3 separate regions of the Mus musculus genome follow, and all the other regions are linked to region 2. The links are chromatin contacts, found by Hi-C or POLR2A ChIA-PET in ENCODE. All regions are on one chromosome and are shown on one strand. Each heading gives the region's core, a stretch centred on a gene start or an enhancer-like site at or near the end of the contact. The rest is flanking DNA. Distances are from core to core; before and after follow the strand shown.

Region 1 (3,478 bases), core at 700-3,199, 140 kb after region 2:
GATAAGGTGTCTGCCGGTCTAAAACTTAAGATTGTCTGTCACCACTCACAAAACAATCGCTTGATTTCCTGCAATTCAACTGAGCATTGTATGTATCTCTGAAAAAGTTTAGGAAACGCAACAGATTTTAAATCCAAAAGACTTACGTACACAGCATACATACATAAAATTCTAACGTAGGTAAATATGTCTTTTATTATGTATTTGAAAGCACAGACAGAAATCTTTAACCCAGGAAAATGAGATACACTGAACTTCAAGATGTCCAAAAAGATGAGACATAGGCTCTATTTGCAAGAAAAAATATATACAGAGCTGTATTCATTGACCATCTACCATTCATCTGGCAATATGCTGAGTGCATCATACACATGGACATAGTGCCTCTCATAAAACCCAAGACACATGTCTTCCTGTTTTTCAAGTGAATTGGAGAGTCAGGAGTGAATGACCTTGATATGGTAATTGTAGACAGACAACTGGGGAGCAGGGATTTGAACCAGGCTAACTAACTTCAAAGCCCAAGACTTTAACCACTATGGAGAAAACTAAACACTGTATCGTGCCCAAAGAGGCACTGCTAAAACCCTGGGGAGCAGGGATTTGAACCAGACTAACTCGCTCCAAAGCCCAAGACCTTAACCACTATGAAGAAAACTATATCGTTCCTAAAGAGACACGGCTAACACCAGAGACACGGCTAACACCCTATCCATCCAAGGTAAAATTTCATCCTCAGTAGAACTACTTTCCAGAACTAAGATAAATCCATAGGCAGTTTTAACCACTGGCCAGTTCAAAACCTCTTTTGGGGGGGTTTGGTTGGTTGGTTGGTTTTGGTTTTTGGGTTTTTTTGTTTGTTTGTTTTGTTTTGTTTTGTTTTTGATTTTGGGTTTTTTTTGTTGTTGTTTTTGTTTTGTTTTTGTTTTTGGGGGATTGTTTTGTTTTGTTTTCGAGACAGATTTTCTCTGTGTAGTCCTGGCTGTCCTGGAACTCACTCTGTAGACCAGGCTGGCCTCGAACTCAGAAATTCGACTGCCTCTGCCACCCAGGTGCTGGAATTAAAGGCGTGCGCCACCACGCCCGGCAGTTCAAAACCCCTTATCAGCACAGATTCAGCAATATATGCCTTATTGTTCTCAGCGCCAAACATATAAAACAAATATCCTGTAATTCTACAAACTAGAAGAGCTGAGGGCAGAGCAAGTAAACACCGTGGTAGTTCTGCACAAGGAAACGGTTGTTTTCCTCTCATGGGCACAGGACAAGCCCTGTGCGGATAAACATCAATACCGAGAGGCCATGAGGAGTCCACTCGCCAAATATTTACAAGTAGTATTTACATCTACTCTTTCTGGCTTTTTCCACGCCAACTTTTCTAAGCAGGTGTCCCTAATTACAGTCGATTGTTCAAGAGGTGTCTCTGATGTGACCCGACAAGTAGGGGTTTTTTTTTTTTGTTTGGTTGGTTTGGTTTGGTTTGGTTTTTCTAAATTACAGTTTCAACCCCTATATAGAGAATACAGCGGAAAGAAGAAGGGTGACCAATAGGTGGGCGAGGGGTGAGCCCCGCTTCCCCCGCCTGCCTCCCCAGGTAGCTCACCAGGATGCCCATCACGTCGGTCCAGAGGCGGGAGATTGACTCGGAGACACCGGCCTCGGGCTCCAGCTCCCGGGCGGGATCCACCTCCGGCTCAGGCTCCGGCGCCGGGCTAGCAGCTCCCGCGTCCTCCTCCATGGCCGCGTCCCCGTGCGTCCGCGTCCGGGTCCCCGCGCTGCCCACCGCTCGCAGCAGCGCGTCGGCCGACGGGGCGCAAGTTCCCCGCCCGCGGCGTCACCGGGCCGCGCCCCCGCGTCGCATGCCCCAGGCTCCGCTGGGTACGAGCACCACTGCCAGGACTGGCACCTCGATCCCGGGCGACCGCGATTGACAACTCCAGAAACTTTTCCTAGCCCGGCCCCGCGCAGCAACAGGGTAGCTGGAGCAGAGTCCACAACACTGGCTGCGGCGGGGAGTTCACGGGACCAGGGAGACAAGAGCCACACCGCACGGGTGCTGCGTCCTGCTTCGGGGACCGGCTCCGGGTGGCACACCACTCGCCTCTACTGGAGAGTTTGTGCAGGGCTGGGCAGGGGACAGTGACGCCTGTGGACCCGGGCTAATTAGTCCTGGACCCCTCTCTTTAGAATGAGCTCTTCCAACTCCACATGACTCCCTCCCCTCCAGGCTCAAGAAAGCGTTTAGCAACAAAAGGTGCTCTGATGTCAGGCGCTTTGCATGGAAATGAGCCTCAGCCTGGCCAACAAATCGCCTTTTGAAAGCGCCACCGCGCCACGGGCCCGGGGCCCTGCACAAGTCCCCAATCGCGCCATTCACCCGCGCCTTCCGCCACTGAAACTGCAGAAAGTTAATCTTTAAGCCGCTCGCTGAGTTCGAGTTTAAGAGGAGTCCGTATGGTGACAACCCCTGGAATTACAGTCCTGTCTGTCAGGCTTCTTGGAAAACAAAGTGTGACAAAGCTCGCCTGGTCACGAGCCATTGTTTGGGTCGTAAGTCCGGGCGTTTCGGCTCCCGAGTGGCCGCAGTGCTGTGCACTTCTAGGGTTTTCGGATACTTAAATGAGACCCTCTCTGAGCTGTAAGGGTGTGTTTTGTTTTGTTTTGTTTTGTTTTGTTTTGTTTTGTTTTGTTTTGTTTTGTTTTACGTGGAAGAAACAGGCAAGGGGTATGTTCAAAATAAAAGTTAATTTTATGGCCGCTAAGCCCATGCACAGTTCAGGCCTCGATATGTTAATCAAGTGAAAATGCCAGAGGGAAATATCCCTGAAGAGGTCCTTTTTCCCTCTTCTCCCCCTCCTCCTCCTTTTAAAAACCAATCAAAAAATTTTTTCTAAGAGATGACAGTGCCTATCCTATTTGATTTTGTGGCTGCTCACTTTGTGAAACTAAAGAAACCCACGGAATCTGCCCCTTATTAAGGAGGTGGAGTGGAGAGGGGATGAAGTGAGGGTCCCCCGGATAGAACAATTACTTCTGAAGTGTCTTCATCTCTTTCTCAGCTTTCATACATTGAGAACAGCAGTCTAAGTAATGGGTGAATAGCTCTCACCCACAATGTCAAAACGTAAAAAGAAGTAAAACCCTAGCATAGCAGTATGGGCCTATAAGGCTGGGAAGTAGAGACATCGGGATTTTCGTGGCTTTAGTGGCTGCCATTCCAGACAGCTGGTAAGCTCCAGGTTCATGGAGAGATTGATCATGTCTCAAAAAATAAGGTGGTGTATGGTAGAGAAAGACACCTGACATCACTCTGCCGTCCACAGGTATGTGTATAAGTGAATGTACACACACAAGATTTTACCACCCCTTCTCAAACTTTTTTGGTTGGGAGGGTAGTGTGTGTGTGTGTGTGTGTGTGTGTGTGTGTGTGTGTGTGTGGTGTAGTGTAGTAACTGAAGAAGAGCCCTAGAGTCTGAAT
Region 2 (3,680 bases), core at 204-2,703:
CTCATGTCTCCCGCGAGCACCAGCTCTTAAAGGAGCAGACTCCTTCCAGAGGAAAAATGGATTTAAAAAAGCAATGAAAAAAATCTTTGAGCTCTGGTGATCTACATTAATGAAGCACAAGGAAAAATTATTGTTTTCGTTCATTCATGGCTGTACAGATAATTATAAAATCGTTCTCTGGCTGATGCTTAGGATGAGGAGAGCGAGCCAATGGGATGATCATGCACTGACAACATGTTGGGAGTGAGACTGAATTCCAAAGGGACAAGATTCCAAGGTGTCATGCAAGTCTGTGTTCCGAAACAAAAAAACCAAAAAACCAAAAAAAAACAAAAACCAAAAAACAAACAAACAAACAAAACCCAAAAAACTTGAATGAATAAAAATTAAAAGCAAGACACGTGACTGTTTCCACTGAATTTAAAGCGTTATCATTTCCCTGAGGTTTGGTCAAGCAAGTATGGCATCTCTAAAGAACAAAAAAGATCAAGTTTGAAAATTAAAGCAAACTGTGCACTTTAGGGTAAAGTGAAGAAAGACAACGGGAACAGAAGGGAGCATTTTACGTGAGAGAAGAAAGAAGTTAGAGAGTGTAGCCCAGTGGTAGAGCTCTTACTTAAACATGCATGAGGCTGTGGGTTCAAGCCCAGTAAGAAATAAGACAGCCAATCAAAAATGCCCATCACTTTCTACTCTTAAGACATTGACTTTAGCCTATGTTATCCAAGTAATGAGGAAATTATTTTTTTTTCTAATTATACAACTGTATTCACAAGAGTGGCTATGCACAGATTTCTAATTTGGGTATTAAAAGTGCCCAGTACTGTCTTCAGCTCTTAGCATCTTAAAAGCCTCCAGCTCACCATGCCATCGTTACTGAGTGGTGCTGATGTTTGAAAGCCAGCTGGCAGATGATGAACCTGGCTCAACTCTGACACCAAGCCCAGTGTTTTATAAAAGATATGAAGGTTAGAGCACACCAGAGACTGAATGAATGGGTGACGAAGAAAATTCTGATATTAAAACAAAACAAAACAAAACAAACCAGAAAAATCAAAACACTGTTGCCAGGATACAGAAAGAGACAGAAACAAAGTTTTCTCAACAGATCGGTAGCATTAAAAAAAAAAGTGTTATAAGGCTCATAAGGATGGGAAAAGGCAGAAAGTAAAATCTAGGACGGAAGTCAACACACATGGGAATTATTTTCAAAACCCGAAAGCGAGGAAAGACCCACAGATCCTCTGAGAACCAGGGGAGGTCACTTGAAGGATGGCGGTGGCCAATCCGTCTTCGATTTCACAAAAGCAGAACTCAGTTGCTTGAATTTAAATTACAGTTATACAGTTCTGGACAAGAGCATCCTATTCATGAGTGTGCAGGAACCCTGGGAAAAGGGACCCTGGAAGCCCATTCTTCTCCACAGGTTCTTTCAGATCGTTCAAAGGGGCTCTGCGCCAGCGGCCCCGGGAGGATTAAGCAAGGTGCCAGAGCGCAGCACTGCCAGCTCCGCCTCACTCAGTCCCCTTTTACATGGGCCATTGTGCAGACTCGGAGTTAGGTGGGAATCCAGGGGGAATATCTATACTTTCAAGTTCAAACTAAGTCACTCTCTGAAAGGAAAAGCTAAACTAGGCTTCCCTGATCCTTCAATATGAAAACTGAAAAACAAAAATTCATGAAACGAGCAATCGTGTAAGTAAGCCCTTTTCTTTGCTGTGCACAAGAATCTGAGTGGCAGCTGTGGAGGGCATTACTACATGCCAAGTCCTGTATTTTAAAAAGTAAAAATATTGAACTGGTTTAATTAAAATAAAAAGGCTTTAAGTGATTCTCCTCCTCCCCCCCCCCCCCCCCCCGGCCTCTCTTAGATGTAAGAACTTTCTGGCTAGCTCTACTATTAAAGAAATGTACTTAAGGATGGTGATGGCAGACTGTCTATCAGTTCATTCCTATTGTTTTCATTAATGGAAAAAAGCAGGCATCTCTTCCAGGGTTCAATGTCCTTCTGATTCGAATCAGCTTCTTTGGGGTCAAGTGACAAGATGGCCAGATATAAAGACAGCCACTTCTAGAAGTTACCCCGCACCCTGGAAGATCAACTTCAAGGTTTAGTTCCAGTTAAGAATATCATTGGCCAGAGGGCAGACAGAAATAAGAAAAATGCACCGCTATAGAAAGATGAAGGGCGAGAAATCGGAGGGTGACAGGAATGGACCCCGAAGTGGTGAGTTAGTTGAAGGAAGGCAGCTTTGTGAGAAGAGAGGCCATAACACTTGACTACACATCATGGAAATGACAAGGCCTTCCTCATGACCATCCTGGCGACTCACAGACTTCTGGTGGATTCTCAAGAGAACCCTTTTAGTACAGCGGTCCACCGTGGCAGCCCACTTCCTCTTTGCCTCCTCATCCTCCTCCAGCAAGCACCGCCTCAGGTCCTGCTTCTCCACCTTGCTCAGCGTCCTGTCCGAGGCAGGACGCACGAGCTGGGTCAGGTTCAGGTGGCTGTAGAGGCTCCGCTCCACCACGTAGGTGATATTGAACTCGCTGACTGAGGTGCGCCCTCGGCCCCTCCTGCCAGCGAAGCCGCAGCCACTGCCACCCTTGGGCTTGGGCCGTGGCAGCAGGTCACAGGTGCTGCCATTTACTCCTTTTCTGGAGGGACGCTGGCAGAGAAAAGTTCTGGAACAGGAGTAATTAGTATCCGTTTTCTTCAAGCGGATTTGCTTACGGATACTCTGAACCTCCTCCAAGGACACCAGAAAGTGGTGCCTGCGCCGATGGTTGTCATAGAAGAAAACACCATCGGTACTTACCCCGTGACTCAAAGACCCAAGACCTTTCTTCATTTCCCCCTCTGTGAGGGAGCGGGACACTTTCTGGGCCTTCTCTTCTTCTGGATAGGAGAAGAATGTCCCCATCTTCTTAGGGGGCTTAATCAGGCCCCGACTCTCTCCTTTGCTGAAGGTTTTGACCAACTTCCGGCCAGCTCCCCACGTATCCAGGCTGCTGGATGATGGAGATGGGGTGAGAGAGTCTGCATCATCTTCTGGAGGTTTCTCAGGAGAGCCATCATAGAAAAATGGCTTTTTGTGCACTCCAGAGTAGAGTGCAGATCTTTCATCTTGGACTGGGGAATTCTCAAATACATGTTCCTCTCCACCTGGAAGGGAACCAACACGAGGTCTCCTGTGAGTGACTGTCCCATACACCTTTGTCTATATCTGTAAAACACGTCATCACTCTCATGGTCAATGGTAATGTTCTCCCTGTTTGCCCTATGATCTGAACTTCTTCATAAACATGACTTGCAGGTCAATGCACACGAAACAATGAAGGTAATCAAACTACATTGTATTGTTTCAAGAAAGCTTAACATTACACATTTGTGAGGTGCCGGGCCTGACAGAGGATGGATGGCAAGTTCAAGGTCAACCTGGCTAACTTAATGAGATTCAAAATAAAAGCTTAGTGGTTTTACTGTTCATGGCGTTGAACCCAGCTTGGGAGGTGAAGGTGGAGATGAAGAGTCCAATGTCATCCCCTGCTAAATACAGTCACGGCCAGCCTAAGCTACCTGAGACGCTGACACTAAAAACCAAACCAAACCAAAAAGCCAGATGGAGGCATAGCTGAAAGGCAGGAAGGACGTATCCAGCTTTTAGCATGTGTGCAGT
Region 3 (3,529 bases), core at 218-2,717, 220 kb after region 2:
CATGAAAGTCATACCTAAATACATATTTGACTACTTATGTGCTGATAATGGAGAGAGAGTTGTTTCCAATCGATTATTATCTAGTGCACTGGTTCTCAACCTCCCTAATGTTGCAACTATTTAATACAGTTCCTTGTGTGGTGGTGTCCACCCCCCCCCAATCATTTTTTTGCTACTTCGTAACTGCAATTTTGCTACTGTAGTGAATCAAAATGTAAATATTTTTGGAGATAGAAGTTTGTTAGAGGGGTCATGATTCACATCCTGAGAACCACTGATTTACTGAAGTCCTTACAACAGTTGTAAATGGTAGGTACTGGACTTAGCCTGTGTACAGATGAAACTGAAGCACGGGGAGGCCAAATCAATATCTCAAGGCCAGAGACGTAAATCCCAGCTCTGTGGCTCCCAGAACTCCACTCTCTGAACCACAAGGCTTGCCTCCTTTATGAAGCTGTACAGTGCTATAGCTTATTGCCTCTATGGTGACTGAGAGGCATTCTAAACTTTCTGTTTAAATATTTATGCAGAATATAGATATGCACCCTGAGACTTTACAATGGGCATAGTCTCATAGCTTCCTCAGACATAACTCAAAGGGACTATAAATTTCAAGTTTTAGAAGTAGGGGGAGATGCCATTTGTCTGCATGTTTTCATCTCAAAGCATGTATGTTTAGGAAAGTTCTAGAAGTCCACCCTCATAAATTGGTGCTCACAGTACTTGTCCATGTCTGCTTGCTTGGAAGTGCTCAGACTGTGAGAGGGTTCCCTGTGGACATGATCCAGCTCTTCATCTAGGTTAAATGATTTGTTCAGTGTCTGACAAATGGCTAAAGGGATGGGTGGGATGACAGGCCTCAGTTCTCATTTCTGGGCTCTTCCGATTATTTTTCTGTCTTAAGGCCAGAGAGAGAGATAGCAATAATCTTTAATAGAGCGATAGAATTTCAAAGAACCCAGAATCTGACGGCTCTAATTCCAGGGGATATTTCTTTCCCTGAGATAGGCTTTAAATATTTTACAGACTTTCTTTTTTTTTTTTTTTTTTTTTTTTTTTTTTTTGAGCTTACCACAAATAGGTCTCTGGATGCTTTGAAATGTTTCATTTGTAAGAGAGAAAAAGAGATAAAAAAAACCTAACTAAAGAGACAGTGACGAGGAAGACAAAATGAGTCACGTGGGAGACGAAATCTGCCTTAGGAGTTTGCAACAGATAACTTTTTCTGACCTCAGCTGGAGGATACCTCCTCCAGCACAAAATTATTAGCTTTTCTTCCTCTTTAAAGAATGTCTCTTTCACTTACTAGCTCAGAGCAGATCAGGTGACAATAAAGGCAACTAGGGAGTTTAAATAATAATAAAAAATCTCTTTCCCCTCTTCTGGGTTGCAAAGCCTTCAGTTCTGAGTTGGCCAGTGCTGCAAGCTGCCTTGGTCCACAGAGGCCCCACACAGTGCATGTAGTGCACGGAGCCTGTCAGGCACCACAGCCCGGGTGTGGGAAAGTATGCCGAAAACTCAGGGAAGGCAGCCCACATGCTGAACACTTGATCTTCTTTGGCTGGGGAGCCAGCTACAAGATCCTGGGTTCCATCACTGAAATTTATTAATGTAAGGGGAAAATAATGACTTAATTGTAAGCTGGTGATCTCATCCCAATACCATGTTTTAATCGTTTCTAAAGAAAGCTGCCTTTTTTCTGTCCCTGCCAACTTGCAAATGAAACAGATGACATTGGAACATGATTATATTCATTAGCAATTATTCCACGAAAACAAGGAGGAGTTGACGTTACCCTTCACATAACCCAGATAACCAAAGCTGCAGTGCAATCTTGGGCCAAATGTCAACTTATGTTATACTGTGTGGGGAGCACGGCCAGCTCTGGCTATGTGTGTCGGAGTGCTCCCCCCCTTCAGTGAAACCCTGGTTCATCCTCAGAGACTGAAAAATGCACACAATAAAGGTACCTTGGCTTTGAGTCACAGAAATTCTGTTAGAACCTTTGAAGGATATTTCTCTGGTTCAACTCTGAAATTCTCAACTGCTTGAGAAACTAGGTCATGCAGAGGCAGTCTGAGGGCCAGTGCATGAGCACTGGTTAGGAGCCGACACCTGTTGCCTCCTATCTGGGGTGTGTATGAGCACTCGTGTGAGACTCAAGGCATGGAAGTATGTGCTGGATATCAAGATGCTCCCTAGGTATCTTGTCTGGGCAGAAGTATTAATGAAGGTTGGTTTTTGCAATTAGGATGAAGTATAAAAAAAGCACTCAGAGTAATAACATTTGTGTGTGTGTATATGGGCTGTGCTTGTGTATGTATGTATACGAGTGTGTGTGTGTGTGTGTGTGTGTGAGGCTGTTTGTGAATACATGTTGAATTCATCACTTTTCTATTTCTGTAATGTACCATGTCTAAGGCTACACAAGAAGAAGGGTTTCTTTGGGTTTCCAAAAGATCACTGTCCATCACTGTGGTAGGTGGGAAGTGTGGCAGGCAAATATTGAAACTGGAGGAGCAAGCTGAGAGCACACATCTTGAGCAGCAGGCATCAGAAGCAGAGAGCTTAGTGGGAGTAGCACATGGCTCTTGAAACCTCAAAGCCTAACCACAATGACATATGTCCTTCAACAAGACTATAGGTCCTAAACCTACTCCAATAGCACCACCAACTGGAGACGGAGTATTCAAATGCCCAAGACTTTGGTGTGTGTGTGTGGGGTATGTCATTTAAACCTCTCTCTCTCTCTCTCTCTCTCTCTCTCTTTCTCTCTCTCTCTCTGTGTGTGTGTGTGTGTGTGTGTGTGTGTGTGTGTGTGTGTGTGTGTGTTCATTTCATGTGGAGGCCAGAGGACAACTTTAGGAAATGTTCCTCAATACTATCTACCTGGTTGTTTCTCACTAGCTAGAAGCTGCCAACTCATGGCAGAACGAACACTGGACTGAATCCATGTGAGAGAGCCAGTTTTCACTGCTACTCCCTCTGGCAAGACCTAGAAAGCTATGCTACAGTGAAAGTGTCTTGGGATAATATACTCCTGGCAGGACCACACTGGGGATGCTACCATTTGCTTTAGGAAATGCCAACACACCCAGTTCTTTAACTCTCACGGCTCCCTAGAGAGGAAACCTACACTTTTTGCTTAGGATTGGCAAGTCCAAGGCTTGATGCAAAGCTCACTTAATCAGGTCCTGATGATAAGAGCTGCCACAAGCACAAATTATTGTCCTCATTCCAACTCAGGTTGGAATAGAATTGACATTAATGAACTTTATTAAAAGGTGGGAACCTTAACAATGGATAATGGGCTTTCGTGGATATTATCAAAGCATGCTGATATAATGTTATGACACTGTTAAAGAAAGGTGAGTTCGGTCCAATGTGTTCCTCTCTCCCGTCCTTCCTGCCTTCTGAAGGGTGAGGATCCAGGCTTTGTTCCTGCTGGAGGATGTGAAAAGCACCAAGTTGGAGGGAAAGAACAGATTCTCTAGACACAAACCTTATGGCAGACTCCTCAGCCCCAAGA

The links. A loop is a pair of places that touch in the nucleus more often than their neighbours do. ChIA-PET counts read pairs that join two places held with the same protein, here RNA polymerase II (POLR2A).
Region 1: POLR2A ChIA-PET joins it to region 2 with 19 read pairs in Patski. The contact joins the promoter of Sash1 here to the enhancer-like site in region 2. A Hi-C loop is called at or near these places in 1 of 37 maps with a recorded cell type or tissue (heart). POLR2A ChIA-PET finds 5 or more read pairs at or near these places in 2 of 5 experiments (Patski and embryonic stem cell).
Region 3: a map of adrenal gland shows a loop between it and region 2 (2.4-fold over the local background). The contact joins two enhancer-like sites. A Hi-C loop is called at or near these places in 8 of 37 maps with a recorded cell type or tissue (adrenal gland, gastrocnemius and heart).

What each region holds. Positions count from the first base shown.
Region 1 is chr10:8,884,121-8,887,598 of GRCm38, forward strand. Sash1 (SAM and SH3 domain containing 1) reads right to left here and starts at 1,950. Exons shown (of 20, transcript NM_175155.4): 1 at 1,604-1,950. The coding sequence starts at 1,738.
Region 2 is chr10:8,748,320-8,751,999 of GRCm38, forward strand. Sash1 (SAM and SH3 domain containing 1) reads right to left here. Exons shown (of 20, transcript NM_175155.4): 10 at 2,820-3,166. Among named protein-coding and RNA genes, the nearest start is that of Gm25410, 74 kb to the right of the region's middle. Within about 2 kb of position 1,454, at least 2 of the 3 ENCODE cell types and tissues checked have a DNase peak (open chromatin) inside an H3K27ac peak, as active enhancers do; they include gastrocnemius, where a contact is called at or near this core.
Region 3 is chr10:8,971,507-8,975,035 of GRCm38, forward strand. No RefSeq gene overlaps it. Among named protein-coding and RNA genes, the nearest start is that of Gm51794, 35 kb to the right of the region's middle. Within about 2 kb of position 1,468, at least 2 of the 3 ENCODE cell types and tissues checked have a DNase peak (open chromatin) inside an H3K27ac peak, as active enhancers do; they include gastrocnemius, where a contact is called at or near this core.